Linked DNA regions of Homo sapiens: region 2 is linked to region 1. The links are chromatin loops, found by intact Hi-C in ENCODE. Cell type or tissue: Caco-2. All regions are shown on one strand. Each heading gives the region's core, and the rest is flanking DNA. Links, peaks and the distances in the headings are about the cores only.

Region 1 (5,395 bases), core at 307-5,306:
CATCATATTCAAACTTTGCAACTTGCTTACTGTGTGACCTTGCCTACCTTATTCATTGTCTCTGAGCATCATGGTTTTATCTATAAAAGAATGATAATGGCTGGGCACAGTGGCTCACACCTATAATCTCAGCACTTTGGGAGGCTGAGGCGGATGGATCATTTGAGGTCAGGAGTTCAAGACCAGCCTGGCCAAAATGGTGAAACCCCATCTCTACTAAAAATACAAAAATTAGCCAGGCATGGTGGTGTGCACCTGTAATCCCAGCTACTTGGGAGGGTGAGGCAGGAGAATTGCTTGATCCTGGGAGGCGGAGGTTGCAGTCAGCCAAGATCGCACCACTGCACTCCAGCCTGGATGATAGAGTGAGACTGTGTCTCAGGAAAAAAAAAAAAAAGAAGAAGAATGATAACAGCATACACTTTATAAGAACACTGGGTGGTTTAAAGTAAAATGTGTATCAAAGCACCTATCCTGAGCTTGGTACATAGAGTTGATCTGTAGATGTTTGCTTCTTTCTAAGTGCCGTTTCCTGAAGATAATTCAGAAAAAGAGCTCTCTGCCTACTTCAGTGACTATGCCAAGGGTTTTAGAGCAGAGCATCTCAAATTCAGGAATCCCTTGAGAATTTTGTTAAATGCAAATTCCAATTCAATAGGTTTTGGATGGGGCCTGAGACTTTGCTTGTCTAATGAGATCCCAGGAGATAGTTATGCTGGTCTTCTATGACCACATTTTCATCAACAAGGTTTGTATTGTTTATCTTTTGTGCTGTTATTAAGTACCTCCAGTTCCAAGTCAATTTCTTCCTCCTTGCTTTTATACCAAACAAAAAACAGCTGTTTTCAGAATCACAGGTGGTGGTGATATTGGACACCTTCCCAACACACTGAATGCTTATTATTTAAAAAAAAAAATTGAACAGGAGAAAAAACCTATATAAACAATTACAGTTACACTAGTGAGCATGCCTCTACTGCTTTAGAGTTTACAGTGTGCAATCCCAGAATATTATAGCAGATATTCTTTGAAAGTCTACTATGTCTAAGGCAGTGAGGGAACAGAATCTCATGATGCTCATAAATTTGCAGGACAGAAGAACAGGAAATTTAGTGACAACGGGATTATTTAATAGCATCTATAGTAGTCGTATAGTCAAAATCATACTACTAATCAATTAGTAGGCTTATTAATCAATGATTAGGCTACTAATCAATTGACCTTTAGTTCACGGAAAGGGAGATTACTTCATTAAATCAACCAAATCTAATCACATTATTCTTTAAAAGCACAGAATTGTCTTTAACTGGTAGCAGAAGAGGAAATCAGAGAGATCCAAAGAATGAAAAATACTTGCTATTGTGGGTTTGAAGGTGAAGAGAGCCATGTGAGAAAGCAGCCATTCACAGTATCTTTTAAAAGATTGTATTGATATGACTCAGCTCAGGATTGAGGCACTCTACCAGGAGAGGATAGATAATATGCTATCTACCTATACTGTGCCTAATAAATCTTACAGCATCATCACTCCCTTCATCCTGTCAGTATCATTATTTAACAAAGATCTATAGTGGAAGTATGTTCAAAATCATACAGTAACATAGAGGTGGACATTTGTGTCTCCTGCAGAGGTAAGAATGAGGTGAGGGAAGACTTTCCAGAGGATATTATATCCTCCCAAGCATAACCATCATGATTATCTTTGTCATTGTCATGCATTGTCACCATCCTTACAATCATCAAATAGCATTATTTGACAACTTACTGCTTACCAGGTACTGTGCCAGGCAATGATATGCGTGATCCCAAACAATTCCCATAACCTCATCATGACTTTAGTACTGTTATTATCCCCATTCTATAGACAAGAAAATGATGCTTACCAAAGTAAAAGAGTTTGCTTAGTGTTAAACAGCAGGTCCTTAATTCAAACCCAGCACTTACCAAACAGCCTATGATCTTAATCATGATGCCACTACTACCTCATTTCATTTGATTCAAGATAATTGATCATAACAAGTTTTATAGATATGGCTGGAATGTTGTTTCCATTTTACAATTGAAGACCCTGAGGTTGATATACATTATTTTCCCAAGTAATTGTGTAAAATGTGAGAGCCATACTCAAAGGTTTCTAACTTCAAGTTTTACATTTTTCTATCACATTTTGTAGATCCTCAAATAAAAGTAAGATAGGCAAGTTATGAAGTCCATATACACATGCATTTATATTTGACATATGCATGCCAGAGAAACAGATCCCTTCATTTCACAGCCCACAGGTCTATAAATATTATTCTGCTCATTTCAAGTCTTTGAGTTAGTAATAGCATGGTCTGATTTTTATCTTTGGTTCCATTTTCCCTTTGAGCTTTATTTTTATTTCTCCTGCTTTTCTTGATTTTGGGGAAAGATTTTTTAACATTATTAACTCTACAGCTTTTACTCACCCTTTGAAGAGGTCCTACTGAGTAATGATCTTCTTTCACCTTCTGAATGCTGGAGAAGAAATTTTTATAAATATTATTGGCTGGAAGGGATGTTTATCTTTAGCTCAGGAAAGCATTATCACCTGTACCTCTTAGTTCTTTTAACTTTCTTTCCTCACTCTTTCTACTTCTTTGCATTGTCTTTCTTCTCACCTTTTCCTGTCTCTTTTTTTTTCTTTCCTCCTCACCATCGTCCCTTCTTTCTCCCTGACCTCTCTTCCTCTCTTGAATTTAGCAGGTAAACAGTGTATTCTCATTTAAAATTTCACAGTTGGTTTTCTGCATTTCTAAATAGTGTTGTGTAATGAACTGGGCTTTGCAGTCCAAACATAACCAGCTAATATTTTATCTTTACCTTTTGTTGACTTTGTAATCCTAGGCAAATTGAAGTCTCTTAGACTTAATTTGCCCTTTTAAAAAATGGAGGTAATAATACCTTTTCCATAATACAGATACAAATCTAATATTGCCTGAGAGAAGGTACATAATGGAAAACTCTCTTCCAGTTAAAGAAAATATTTTAAAACTGGGGCCAGGCATGGTGTTAGGCATTCCTTTTTGTGTTTGTCTCCATGAATTGGTATGGCTCAATCTTGCATTAGATTGTAAAATTCCTATTGGCAGAGACTGCTTCTCAGTCATATTTTGTCCCAGTTGCCCAACACAATATGTGATAGATGCTCAGTAAGTAGGATGTTTGTTAAATGGAGCCAAAAGTGAGGCCAGATCAAGCCGAGGATGCAGACTTTACCATCAGACAGCCTGGGTGCTCTCGTTTCACTTTCACCCCCAGAGCAGCCTCTGCTACAAGGAAAGCATCCAGGTTGGTCCCTCTGCTGGTGAGAGATTGTTGGCAGCATTTCCCTCTAAATTGGAGAGTAGAAGAAAAGACTGCTCGACCAGCTGTCATCAACAACTTAGAAAACTTAAATGTTTAGGCAATTATAAGTTTCCCTTGGTGTTCTCTAATGTTCTTTTCAAAGATACTATTTTTTTAATCAACTGCACAAAAGCCTCACAAAAATAGCACAGTGCTGTACTCCAGCCCACAAAGATGCAGAAGAACATGGTTATGCATTTCCACTCTGGAAACTTCTACATTGCTTTTGAGGCACTGCTGCCCACTCCTGACATGCTGATGCACCCAGGGTCTCTGCCCTGTGTTCCCAGAGTCTTGCTGACTCTACATTCTCTCCTTGAGCAAACAACAGTCATTCCATCTGACACCTCACAAAACTCTACACTTCTGATCTGGCTGTCCAAATTTACCCTACCTACTCATCACCTTTTAAATATTTTACAAATGTCTGACAGGCGCCTGAGTTCATCACAGGAATAAAGTTTATATTACCCATCTAAGCTCGTTCTCTTTCTGTATTTCCTACCTTAGAGAGTAGCGTAAGCAGCCACTTAATTCTCACAACAGTCATATGAGAAGATATTATTATCTTTGTTTTGCTCAGTAGAAACCTAAAACTTGAAGACATCAGTTAGATGTAAAGCAAAAGAGCCTGCCTTCAATCCCAGATCATCCTACTCCAAAACTGTGTCTCTTCCAGTAAGCTTTACTAGAAAGGGAAGAACAGAGAAGTAGAAGGAAAAAAAATTTGTTCATCAGTGGAGCAATTAAGATCCCCTAGCTATTGCTTCTAGTATCACTCAAATGAACCTATGTCTTTTCCTGGATCACCCACCCTGCTAAATAAATAGCATAAATTTAATGATATAATGAGATTGAAAATAATTGAAGTTATTTTATTTTATTCAATCACATTACATACCTTTTGAGATTACATCTGCAAGTACTCTCTGCTTCAGCCATTGCTGAAACAATTCCTTATTAATAGAAAATAATTTCATACTTCTAGCATGGTATAATCAAAACTAATAGAAAGAGGAAGTGACAAATTGACCTTGTACTCAAATAAGTACTAATTTGAGAACTTCCTATGAGCAAAACACCATTCTTGCCTTACATGCAAGGCATAGATAAAATAGCAAAGAGATTTCAATATTATTTATAAAGATAAGGCATTTTAAAAGTACATTGAACTGCTATTATCCTCTTTTTGTCATTGTCTAGATCATGAATGATGTTAAGGTTAGATGATATAGAGTCAGCCCAACATGGTACACTTAAAGGGAAGGGGGAAAATGTTAGGAGGATTTATAGGGCTTTGTTTGTGTTGCTAAGGGGTTTGTCAACTGTAAGAGACTATCTTGCCTTTTTGAGGTGGTGATTAATTTTTTGAAGACTTCTCTATTATCTAGGATTGCTATAATATTCATTATTTAAACTATTAAGTATACCTATCTTCATAAACTTTGTATTGAGAGTCTGATGGAAATAATTATTCAAAAATCCAAATTGACTTTATGTAATGCAGAAAGTAATGGGCAATATTTGCTCTGCATAATCTGCCATAGGCAAAAAGGTGCCTAGTAAAGGGAGAGGAGCTGCAAGACACTCAGATGGTTCTTCCTACAGACAAAACCATGAACGAGATCTCCATTGCCAGAAAGTTTTCTGCAGCTTTGAAGGTTCAAAAACATAGATCAATGGAAAATGTATGGGATTGAAAATCAGGTAGATCAGGGTTTGGACTTCATTCTGTACCCCTTTCTAATTAGTTACTTTGGGCAAGTATAATCATCTTTATGCTTAAGTTTCTACATTTTAAAAATAACATAAAACTTTATCAGTGACAGAGTTGTTGATGTTTAAATACTTGTTGTTGCTATTGTTAAGACCTTACCAAGTTCAGTGCTTCATACATGGAAGAAACTTAAGAAACTTAATATGTGGAAGAAACATAACTATAGCTCTTATGTTGCTATTTGTCTGTCAAATTCACACTGGCCAAGCTTGAGAGATTACTATATAAAGCAGTCAAGGTATTAAATAG
Region 2 (5,395 bases), core at 218-5,217, 440 kb before region 1:
AATAAGGAGCTTTTCGATTACCTATTACCCTTGCCCCTGGTTCACAATATCTATATCTTTATATAGCTGGCTTCTTAATGTTAAGTCTAGCTTAAATATCACCATTAAAAAGAAATTTAAGACTACACAACATCAAGAAATTCCATGGGTACTCTGTCATATCATATGCTTTATTTTCATTGTAGCACTTATTAGTGTTAAGCATTTTCTTATTTATTTCATTTGTTTAACTGTCTATAGAAAATATCTAGATTCATGCCTGATATAGAATAGATACTCAACAAAGGTTTGAGCCGTGAACAAATTTATCTCAACAAATTCCTAACAAGAACAATATGACTTTAAGATCACAATAATGATAACAAACAGTATGTAAATGTTAGTACTCCTAGTGATAGCTAACATGTATTGACCACTCACTACGTACTAGGCATGGTACTTTTTATATGTAGTATGCATTTTAATATTTACAACAGCTGAGACATGGGAGTTTCATTATAGGCATTCTAAAGAGGTAAAAACTCAGATTTGGAGATGTTAAATAATTTATTTAAGATCACAGACTTAATAAGTAATAGAGATATGGCTGGAAGTTATGTTTTCTTACTCAAAATCCATTTTCTCAATTACCATGTTACAAAAAAGCAAACAAAAATAAGCACATTTCACCAATGGAAAAATTAGTGCAGGGGACCAAGAATGAGAGTAAGAAGTCAATAAATGGATAAAATTTAAATGTAAAAGAATATGTACATGTATGCTTAAAACACAAGTACTAACAAACCATCTAAAATGATACAAATTAGCTCCATTGATTATGTATAGGCATTCTGGTATATAAATCCTAAACATGTCTTTACAAATCTTTATGAAAATACAATGTCTATTTGAAAGAATGAAATAAATCAACCTTATGTCTCATTTAAACCCAAATTTTCTTGTGCTGAAATAACTGTGTCCCACCATAGAGTATGTTTTAATTCTTTTTTCCTGTTCTCATTCATCTGTGAAAAGCACTTATACATTATTTATATTACTGCCATTTTCTGAAGAAGGTTTGCTCTTTTAAATTTCTGTGTGCTTCTTCATCGGCTTTACTGTTACAGGAAAGAGATTTCTTTTATTTATCTTTTCTGAGCTGCGTGTTCTGTATTTATGAACATTTTATAAGTAAGCATTTGTTACTGTACAAATGTTCCCATATTTTTGAGGGTTTTTTTTTTTCACAAAGGTACAAGATAGTGCAAGGTATTTTTGTCAAGAGTGTAAGCTACTCCTAGGGGTCTAATTTTTATGAGTTTATGTAACACTATTTGTAATTTAATTTACAGTATTAAAAATTAGCATGTGATTAATATGGGAAATATTTCTGGAATTTATGTTTCTTCTCAGTTATTATCATCACTGAAGGGACATCTTTGAACTGGTATGGTATAATGCAGGGCTTATTTTACCTCATTTTACTTTTGCTTTTGAGTTTTATGAAAGCATTCAGAGTGACATAATATAGCAGAATGAACACTAGACTGGGATTAAGAACATATAAATTCTAGTGTAGATCCCATCATAAAACTAGGAATGTGATCTTGATTATTTCACCAAAAATTTTAGGAGCTTGATACCCTTACATATAAAATGAAGATGACACTCTCCTTATCCATTCCTAAGAGGTCATCTGTGTCTTCTGGGGATTGCTACAAATCAAAGACATTTTAAAAGCTTAAAATAGTAAATAAATACTATGTGGTAAGAGCAGTAGTATTATTAACATTTTTATAATACATATTTTTATTTTGGCCAAATTAGTTAAATACCGCCTGTGAAACAAACAAGAAACGCACAAAAACTCACCATAAATCTCTATTTAGTTTAGTCCACTTTTTAATTTTAAAATAGTGGACTGACAAACAAAAATTGTATATATTCAAGGTATAAAACATGGTCACTTGATATATGTAGACACTGTGTATTGATTGCCATAGTCAAATTGATTAATACATCCATCACTGCCCATAGTTACAGTGTGTTGGAGGGAGAGATGGTGTAAGAACACATAAAATCCACTCTCTTACCAGATTTTGCCATGGTCTTGGGGGTGGGAAAAATGAAAAAATGTTAGTCTACCATTTAAAAAGAAAATAAAATGAAAATTCTGAAACAGGCTTACCTTTTGTAATCCTCACTAGATAGAAATAAAACTTGTTAGATTTAAGTGGTAGCAAATGCCGTTCAGATTTTTAATTAACAGAACCATTTAGATGATTTATTAATACAAAAAAGCTACTCTAAACCACCATTTAGAGTATGTGTTTAAAAAAGAAAAGCAAAGTGCCCTTATCTGCATTTTTTTTTAAAGTAAGCTCTGTATACTGGTTAAAGGCCCCGTTTCTAGAGCTAAAATCTTGGGTTTGGAGCCTGAGTTTAGCTTTTAGCACCTCTGTGACCTCAAAAAGAAAGCTTCACTTGCCTTTTCCACTGGGAGGCAGCAAATAAGAATATCTTCATGGCTGAGTAGTGTTTGTATGGATGGGGAAAGAGGGAAGGTGAGACAGAGGACATAAACTTAATGAGGAAATGTGGTTATTATGTTTCAGAGAGTTTGAAAGTTTTATTCAATTTTTTTTTTTTTACACCTGAAGCCATTCTCCTTTATATACTGCAATTGTAATTTTCTCTTGGATTTCAAAGAGATTGAAAAAGTTCTAAGAAGGAAACCACACAGAAACAGATTGCATGGTGAGGCAGATTATACATGTCGACACGAATGATTTTAGGAGAAAAATAAAAACTAATTTTTTTTTTAATGAAAGAAAGGACAATGTCAGGTCATCTATATTCTTCTGTCAGTCATTCCTACATTGCCTCCCAGAGACGATCCCTCACCTATCTTTTGCCATATACTGTATGTCTAACAGGAAGACTTTTTGAATATTTCCTATGGTAGAAAATAATTCAAATTGTAATTTTTGTATAAAAAAATCTTCATGAGCATGTACCATTGTCCTAAAGAAGCAGGTGTTACAAGTACTTGATTGTGGGTAGCCTTTATTTTTATCAAGAAAAAGTTTTCTCTTAGAGCTTGCGATTACTGAATGTCTAGTATGTGAGGGGCATTATCTGTGGAGCTGAATGAACTATACTAAAATAATACATTGTTTCAAGGACTAATGAAATAATCACATTTGGTTTTGTCTTCTTTAGATTTAAGATTTTTTTAGACATGATTATTAAGACTTTTTTTTCTTCATTTGGTCAACACTAGACTAAATCACAAAAATAAACATTTGGAAATACAAGAAACCAGTGTAAAGTACAGTACAATTTCAATAGAACATGCTAATCCTGAGTAATTGTTGAAGACATATTTTTGTGAAATGGTAAAACATTTCTGCTCCTTTTATATTTGACTCGTACTTTCATCTCTTGTCCCGGGTGGTCACACATACCTTCACATGACCAAAACCTATCTATTGAGAAATTTTTATATATATTCAGATTCTAAATGAACCTTTCTTAAATTCACCTATTGTAATTTGTTAATTCTGTTGCCCTTCAAAAACAAGTTCAAGATCAGAATGAAGACTTTTTAAAATACTTTTTAACTTTAGACTCTTAAATATGCTGCTATTCTTGAGATTCCACAGATACTAAATATCTTGGGAATTCTATAAAGAAAAAAGTTTAAAGTAAAATTTGTTTACCTGCCTACATTGGAATGAATCATAGCATTGTTTCTAATTTTAGTTGCAGCTATGATAATGCCATGGAGAAGGATAATTGGGTGAAACGGACCATTCTGGCTGGAATTCATCAGCCTCTCATGCACATCTCAGCTCCTTAATGCTGAATATATTCAGGGATGTGTTTCCAAGACCCCAGGGCTTTTTTTTTTTCCTCCTTCTTTGTTCTCCTCTTCTAAGGTTTCTTTTAAAACATGTGCAGTCTTTCTTTACCATCCATCTTCCCTTTTCTCTTCCCTACCCCATGGTATCTCTGTTTCCAATTCATAGTGACCAAAATCATTATATAATAGTCTTCACTTTCCACTGTTAGTTACTTTGTGTTACTGGGCTTCAGTATCACAGCAGGAAGTATATTTTACAAATCTGTCTTGAAATAAGCATATTTAATTGTGTAAGGCTTAGAAAATTTAGGAAGATATTATATAATTACTGACCAGTATTGTGATCAACTATATAATTATAAACAAGTAATTATTAATTTTTCAGATAATATAAGGACACAAGGATGATCATGCTTTTACAGTAAATCAATAAAAAGAACAATATTATAGAAATTTCTGAGCAATGTTTACAATAAAAAGATGGTATTTTAGCATTCACTGGATTGATAAATGTAGTAGGTCTTAATCTTCATAAGAATTTTTTAGCTTCTAGTTCTGTCTTGAGCTGATATGATCATAATAGCTGTCATTTGTATAATGTTTAAGAGTTTATCAGCACTTTCTACTCTATTACTTATTTCAAGCCTAATAATCATTTGTTAAATTAAATAGCCCTTATTTTGTAAATGGGAACACTGTGACTACAAAAGACTAGGCAAATTGCCTAGGTCAAGCATGGATCTCAAATTTAATCAATCGCTTCCTTGGCACCCTTAGAAGACAGCTTTTTCTGTGGTGGCATAGTTTTGTACATGCGCACATTTGAACCCAATTACAAACTTTAAAATGTCACTGGGTTTGGACCCCGTTTTTCCAAGATAAATGTCATTTTCACTGGGAAATTATCAAGTCACTTACAAGCAGCTTTCTTAAAGAGAAGCTACCTGCTATTAACTCTTCATGTTTCTGTCTTCTTTAGGTGAAGGCAATAATTCAAGTAGGGGAATGAAGGAGATCAGTTCTGCCTTTGCAGTGGATATCTGATGTTGAATCTTTTCTCCATATCCTTAATATATACATGATATTACAGAAGGTTTGAAACCTTTATCTGCAGTCTAATTTTCTCATCCATGTGAGGTTAATAAACATATTTGCCTCACAGACAATAGTAGACTGTGAAGATTAGGTGATTTGAAACATGAGATTGTCCAAGTCCAGTACCTTGCACATAGTAGAATTTTAATAAATGACATTTCTCACTTTCCTATTCCTTTACTAAATGTAATTTCACATTTTTTCAGCCTTTCTGTATATAAGAACCATTGATGGTGTCCTTCAAGTCTTAAAATTCCCAAATCAGCAGTAAGTTAATCAGTAAGTATATCAGCAACAGTTCCAATCCCAAACTACTGCTGTATCTATATAAAGTATATAAAATTGCTATACATTATTCATTATATAAAGAATTATAAAGTCCATAAACACATCCAACTCTTGTTCAAATGTGAGTTCATGAATGTTATATATTTGTTGTTAGACTTACGCTGTGCA

What was found. A loop is a pair of places that touch in the nucleus more often than their neighbours do. Peaks named below come from ENCODE experiments on the same cell type or tissue, not always from the same donor. Only the 100,000 strongest peaks of a DNase experiment are listed, where the experiment ranks them.
Region 2: a loop joins it to region 1, with 24 times the contacts of the local background. A loop is called at or near these places in 1 of 110 quality-filtered maps.

Annotation. Positions count from the first base shown.
Region 1 is chr11:80,725,465-80,730,859 of GRCh38, reverse strand. It overlaps LOC105369409 (a long non-coding RNA gene), which reads right to left. Exons shown (of 3, transcript XR_001748502.2): 2 at 2,451-2,499. Among named protein-coding and RNA genes, the nearest start is that of LINC02720, 35 kb to the left of the region's middle. In Caco-2, for the core only: no CTCF peak of the experiment used is centred there; a DNase peak (open chromatin) is centred at 3,299.
Region 2 is chr11:81,162,448-81,167,842 of GRCh38, reverse strand. No RefSeq gene overlaps it. Among named protein-coding and RNA genes, the nearest start is that of LINC02720, 400 kb to the right of the region's middle. In Caco-2, for the core only: no CTCF peak of the experiment used is centred there; no DNase peak of the experiment used is centred there.